2 separate regions of the Homo sapiens genome follow, and region 1 is linked to region 2. The links are chromatin contacts, found by Hi-C or POLR2A ChIA-PET in ENCODE. All regions are on one chromosome and are shown on one strand. Each heading gives the region's core, a stretch centred on a gene start or an enhancer-like site at or near the end of the contact. The rest is flanking DNA. Distances are from core to core; before and after follow the strand shown. Region 1 overlaps RBFOX2 (RNA binding fox-1 homolog 2). Region 2 overlaps TOM1 (target of myb1 membrane trafficking protein).

Evidence for each region. A loop is a pair of places that touch in the nucleus more often than their neighbours do. ChIA-PET counts read pairs that join two places held with the same protein, here RNA polymerase II (POLR2A). Pooled maps may share reads with other maps.
Region 1: a loop to region 2 is called in a pooled map, with 6 times the contacts of the local background. The contact joins two enhancer-like sites. A Hi-C loop is called at or near these places in 1 of 50 pooled maps. POLR2A ChIA-PET finds 5 or more read pairs at or near these places in 2 of 52 experiments (AG04449 and PC-3).

What each region holds. Positions count from the first base shown.
Region 1 is chr22:35,834,582-35,837,433 of GRCh38, reverse strand. The region is part of intron 2 of RBFOX2 (RNA binding fox-1 homolog 2); the gene reads left to right. Among named protein-coding and RNA genes, the nearest start is that of APOL5, 120 kb to the right of the region's middle. Within about 2 kb of position 1,418, at least 27 of the 41 ENCODE cell types and tissues checked have a DNase peak (open chromatin) inside an H3K27ac peak, as active enhancers do.
Region 2 is chr22:35,329,481-35,332,260 of GRCh38, reverse strand. It overlaps TOM1 (target of myb1 membrane trafficking protein), which reads right to left. Exons shown (of 15, transcript NM_005488.3): 8 at 1,781-1,914. Among named protein-coding and RNA genes, the nearest start is that of MIR3909, 4.8 kb to the left of the region's middle. RefSeq lists an enhancer at 1,401-1,901. Within about 2 kb of position 1,501, at least 22 of the 41 ENCODE cell types and tissues checked have a DNase peak (open chromatin) inside an H3K27ac peak, as active enhancers do.

The sequences.
Region 1 (2,852 bases), core at 169-2,668, 510 kb before region 2:
CAATATAGAATGTCTATACTGGTGGTTAGGCCTGGGTTTTCAAAGTTAAACGGTTTATTACAATGTAAGAGCGATGTATGGATGTGTTTTCACTGTTTTGCTACTTAGGTTCTTTGCATCTTCAGATGATACCATCTCTGTAGTCCCCAGTTTCCATTGCTCAGCTGTTGGAAAAGGGCTTTCAGTGAATGACTTTTTCATCATACCATATTAGATCCTTGTCAGTATTTGCACAGTGTATGCGCTTTATTATTACATATGCTCTACTTTTATAGGGCCTGTTTTTGTTTTAATTATCAAACTACTCTGTCATTTATAGTAAGTAATCAGTGCTCTGCTAAAAAGCAAATGGCAATTTAATCACAAAATTCTAATATAGCCGATAGACATGCTTATGTGATACTTAAAACGTTAATTTTATCGGCTGTTCATGTGTATGTTGTAGGAGTATTTCACTGAGATCTCTTATTTTTTGGGCATATAGACCAGATTATTGCATCTCATATTTATGAAAATAGCAATATGGAATATGAAGGAAAGATAAATCATTCTTGTACTATGTGTAAAATTCGAAAAACAAAATTGCAAATGACTTCAACACTAATTAGTAAAAAATAAATGTTTAGCCAAACTCAAATTCAGTTATACTATCTATTGTTGAAAGGGAAAGTGTACTAGGCAGAGAGGAAAAGATTTTACAGTATGGATGTGAAAGAAAATTTTTGTACTCTACTATGGTATAAGACTGCCAGTTTCTGTGGAACACAAAGCCCTCCCTTTCTTGGACAGCTCAGTGCTTTGCTGGCATTTTCTTCAAAATCTGTTTTCCATCAGGACCAAGAGGAGGGAAGGTGTTAGGAATAAGGGAGGTTGGAAAGGGGGTTGCTGTTCCTTTAAATAGTGCAGTGAGTCCATGTGGCAGCAGGCCGCTCTGGAGTGTATTCTTTTGTAATGAATCACCAGTTCCATTGTCTGCTATCTCCCCTCTTTGTAGCTGGAAGGCTGAAGTCTTTCACCTGAGCTGCTGCCAGTTCGCTCTTCTGTTCCTGGGTGGTTGGGAGAAGAGAAGAGGGAGGGTATTTTATGCTTTAATTAAAGACAGATAAGAGAGCAGGTATGTTTTGCTTTGTTTCATTTTCTCTTTTCCTGTTTTTGTTTGTCTGGTTTTTGAAAGGAGTTGGAGTAGAGAATCTATTCTGTGATTTTGCTAAGCATATCCCATTTTCTTTGAATTCTGGAGGTCCTCTCAGCATTTAGTCTCCATTTTGTGGCACTGCTTTAAAGTGATTCCATTCGGTTGCCTGCCAGTCATGCTCCCTTGCCACTCGAACCTTATCCCACCCTTCATCCACGGAGCTGCAGCCACACTGTTTGTTTTGGCACACTTTCCACTTTCTATGGGCTTTGCAGGATTTGGGGAGTTGGAGGATAGGCGGGGATTGTGGGTTGGAGACTGAATTTATGTTCCTTTACAATGAAAAAAAAAAGCCTCACTTTTTCCAGAGATTTGGTTTCTTTCTGAATTCTTCTACATTGCTCCATATCTTCAGTTATAATCATTTCTTCGCTGAGGCCAAGATTGTCTCTTGAAAAGTATTGCTTTTCTAAAAATTACTTAGCTTTCTTGAAAAGATAAACAGAATTTCATAAATGAAGCTATGATGAAATCCGAGCAATCTTGACTCATTAAATTGTTTTTTCCGTCTTAGTCACCCCCTAATCACACACACTTTTCTCTTTCTTTTTTGGCCCCCTTCTCTATTTTTTCCTTTATCTTTCTCCTTAGCTTTGCAATTGAGTCTAGGTAAGCTTAATATTTGACAACCTATTACTTAAATTTGTATTGCTACAGGAGACATCTTCATATTGAACAGTAATGACATTCCTCATTCCTCTCAGTGATAAGGCATAAGCTCAAATTCCTGGTTTTGTTCCTCCAGTTTTCTGTTCTCCCCTGAGAAATTCCAAACTCTGATCTACACAGATTGCCATATGTAAACAATTTTATCTCTCTCAAATTTGAACTTTTCATCATGTAATTCCTTACCTAGGGGTTGTTTCTTGGACATCTGTTTATGGTAGACAGATAGTTTCTGGGAACCAGTCATACTAGGTGATACAGCCCCCCCTTACCCACCCTGGTCTCCTTCTGGTATACCATTCCTCTCCGGGATCTGACATTATTGGTATCCCACATGTTCCCTTCCGAAGTCATAATTCCTCACTCTTTTTTTTCAACATTTCCAAACCACTGTCAAATCTTTTTTGAACATTTCCTCCCAACATTTTGTATGTGAAATTTGCCAGGCACAAATACAAGGCTCCCCTGCAGTAAATACTTTGCTCTTTTGATTGTAGCACCTTTCTTAGTGGGCTCCAGTGTTCAACCTCTTCTAGGCAGTGAGAAATGCTGCATTCTGCCATCACAATGTATTGTGTCTATTCCCCAGACTCTTAAATGTTTCTCTATTACTATTAGAATGATTAAATTCAGGAAACTAATTCATTAGAGGTCATTGCCAGAGTGAATCATTTAAAATGCAAGTCTGATTTTGTCATTCCTGTGCTTATACCTTACAGTTGCTCCCCTTCAGTCTCTGAATAAAATCCTGTGACCCTGCATGATCAGGAACCTGGCTGTCTCTCTAGTCTCATCTCCTGCCATCCTTTTCTTTCTGTATTTCATTCTAATGACACTGGCCTCTTTGCTGTTCTCTTAACATGCCTAAGACCCTCCTGCTCAGGACCCTTCTGCTTTTCTCCCTGCCCAAAATGTCTTCCCACTGGTACCCATATGGTTTGTTCTACTCTTGAATATTTCTTCTCAAGGGCGACCTCTCCCTTAACTTTCC
Region 2 (2,780 bases), core at 252-2,751:
GGGCCCCTCAGTCACCTCACAGCCCATACCCCAAAATGGCAGGGAAGAGGCCTTTCATTCCACTGGGCCAACGAGCAGGAGAAGCTAGGCAGACGTGACCTGCAGGGTACCCCCCACTTTCCACTGATTTAGAATCAATCAGTGAGTGTCTTTTGATGGAGAAAGACACAAAAAATGAACAAGGGGCTGGAGGAGGCTGGAATAACTCATGTCAGTTATCAGACACCCTGGACTGCTAAGCGCTTTACAGACACTGTTTCATGGACTCTCACTTATGCCACAAGCCTCATTTTACAGATACAGAGGAGGTGTGATGGGCACACAATTTCTGCAGACCCAGCAATCCTTCTCCTTCTCTTTCCTTTTTTTTTTTGAGATGGAGTCTTGCTCTGTCGCCTAGGCTGGAGTGCAGTGGTGCGATCTCGGCTCATTGCAACCTCTGCCTCCTGGGTTCAAGCAATTCTCCTGCCTCAGCCTCCCAAGTAAGCTGGGATTACAGGCACCCACCACCACCTCCGGCTAATTTTTTTGTATTTTTTAGTAGAGACGGGGTTTCACCATGTTGGCCTGGCTGGTTGCAAACTCCTGGCCTCAAGTGATCCTCCCGGCTCAGCCTCCCAAAGTGCTAGGATTACAGGTGTGAGCCACTGCGCCCAGCCCTTCTCCTTCTTTTGTAATAGCACCTAAGTACTCTTTAGAGGAACTGCTCCTCCCCCATTTCACATCATCCCGGTGGGGCTGCCATCAAAGGGCCCTCTCCCATACCCCAGCTGGTAGGCACAATGAAGCTCAGCCAATCCAAGTCTCTCTTGGGGATGTGACTCTTGAACAGAATGATACAAGGTGGGCAGGTGGGTGTGGTGGCTCATGCCTGTAATACCAATGCTTTCGGAGGCCAAGGAGGGAGGACTGCTTGAGGCCAAGAGTTTGAGACTAGCCTGGGCAACACAGTGAGACCCCTGTCTCTGCAAAAAGAAAAAAAAAAAAAGAAAAGAAAATTAGCTGGGTGTGGTGGTGCATGCCTGTAGTCCCGGCTACCTGGCAGGCTGAGGTGGGAGGACTGCTTGAGCCCAGGAGGTTGAGGCTGCAGTGAGCTGTGATCATGCCACTATACTCCAGCCTGGGTGACAGAGCAAGATCGTGCCTCAAAAAAAAAAAAAAAAAAAAGGTGGACAGGTGTTTGTGGACAAGTGTTTGAGCTGATGTATTTATTGATGGCAGCACCCTGGGGAGATGGTCCAGGAATTTCTGCTCCTGAGACATCTGAGCTGCCCTGGGATCCATCTTTCTTGTTCTGTTGGGAGACATCAGTTTCACTTTTCTCTGGATTCTGAAAGCTACCCATTTAATAAAGATTATTATCCTAACAAATTCTTTTTCTGCCTAAGTTAGCCAGAAATGTTTTGTGTAGCTTGCAGCAGTGAAGTCACTTGTCTAAGGCCCCAGAACCAGGAAGTGGTGGAGTGGGCGAGGACACACCAGGCCAGTCTGGTTGCAGGGCCGTGCTCTCAGCTGTGACCTGTGACCATCTCCCAGGGCTGGACTTGGGCACAGGCAGCAGCGCTAACCCTGGAAAGGAGATACAGGGCGGCTGGAAGGAGGGGCCCTCATAAACATCCTGGAAGAAGACAGCTGAGGGCACAGGCCCTTAGGAGCCTGCCTTGTGTTTGAGAGGAGGACGAGAGAAGGCTCAGATGGCATGAGACCAGGAGAACAGGGAGGAAGGGAAGGGAGAGGGTTGGGGCAGTAGGCCAGAGGCCAGGGGAGGTGCTGGGGCTACCGTTCATGGCGCAGGAACACATTGTTGAGATTGTCATTGACGATGAGCAGCTCCTCTGTCAGCTGCTCATTGGCGATCTGAGGGATGAGCTCCAGGACCCGCTGCTGCATGGCTCGGCACGTGCGGTTGAGCTCCTGCCAGGAAAGGAAGTGAGGCAACCACAGTCACATGACTCAGAGTGAGGCCGTCTCTTTTTTTTTTTGTGAGACGGAGCTCTGTCGCCCAGGCTGGAGTGCAGTGGTGCGATCTTGGCTCACTGCAAGCTGTGTCCTGGGTTCATGCCATTCTCCTGCCTCAGCCTCCCAAGTAGCTGGGACTACAGGCGTCTGCCACCACGCCTGGCTAATTTTTTTTTTTGTAGTTTTAGTAGAGACGGGGTTTCGCCATATTAGCCAGGGTGGTCTCGATCTCCTGACCTCACGATCTGCCTGCCTCGGCCTCCCAAAGTGCTGGGATTACAGGCGTGAGCCACCGCGCCTGGCCAAGTGAGGCCATCTCTAATGCACGGGCCTCCAGCCCCTGCACAAGCCTTGGAGGAGGGTGAGGTGCCCAAACTGGACTTCAAGGTTCCACGGAACAGCTTTTTGGGTTCTACAAACATGAACTTGAACTTCACTTCCAAGTGTTAGATGCTAAAATTTAATCCACAGGAAACCATCAACATGTCCAACTGTGCTGCCGGTTTAACTTGGCTTCGTGCAGATTCCAGAATAAAGGTTGTGCCACCATCTTTGCTTAGTCAAAAAAAAACTGAGTCTGCAAAGGGGGCTGGCTGAACAAACCACAACTTCTGGGGGTATGCTGTGATTTTTGCAACCAAAGCATACAGAATGAACTAGATGACTGCAACCATTAGCCACAAACCTCGATTTCGAGTTTTTGCCTCACTTTTCTCACTGCCTGATTTTTTGTCTTTTTAAACAAACTTTTAGCTTTGGAATAATTTTAGATTTACAGAAGAGATGCAAAGATAGTACCACAAGTTCCCATATACCCTTGA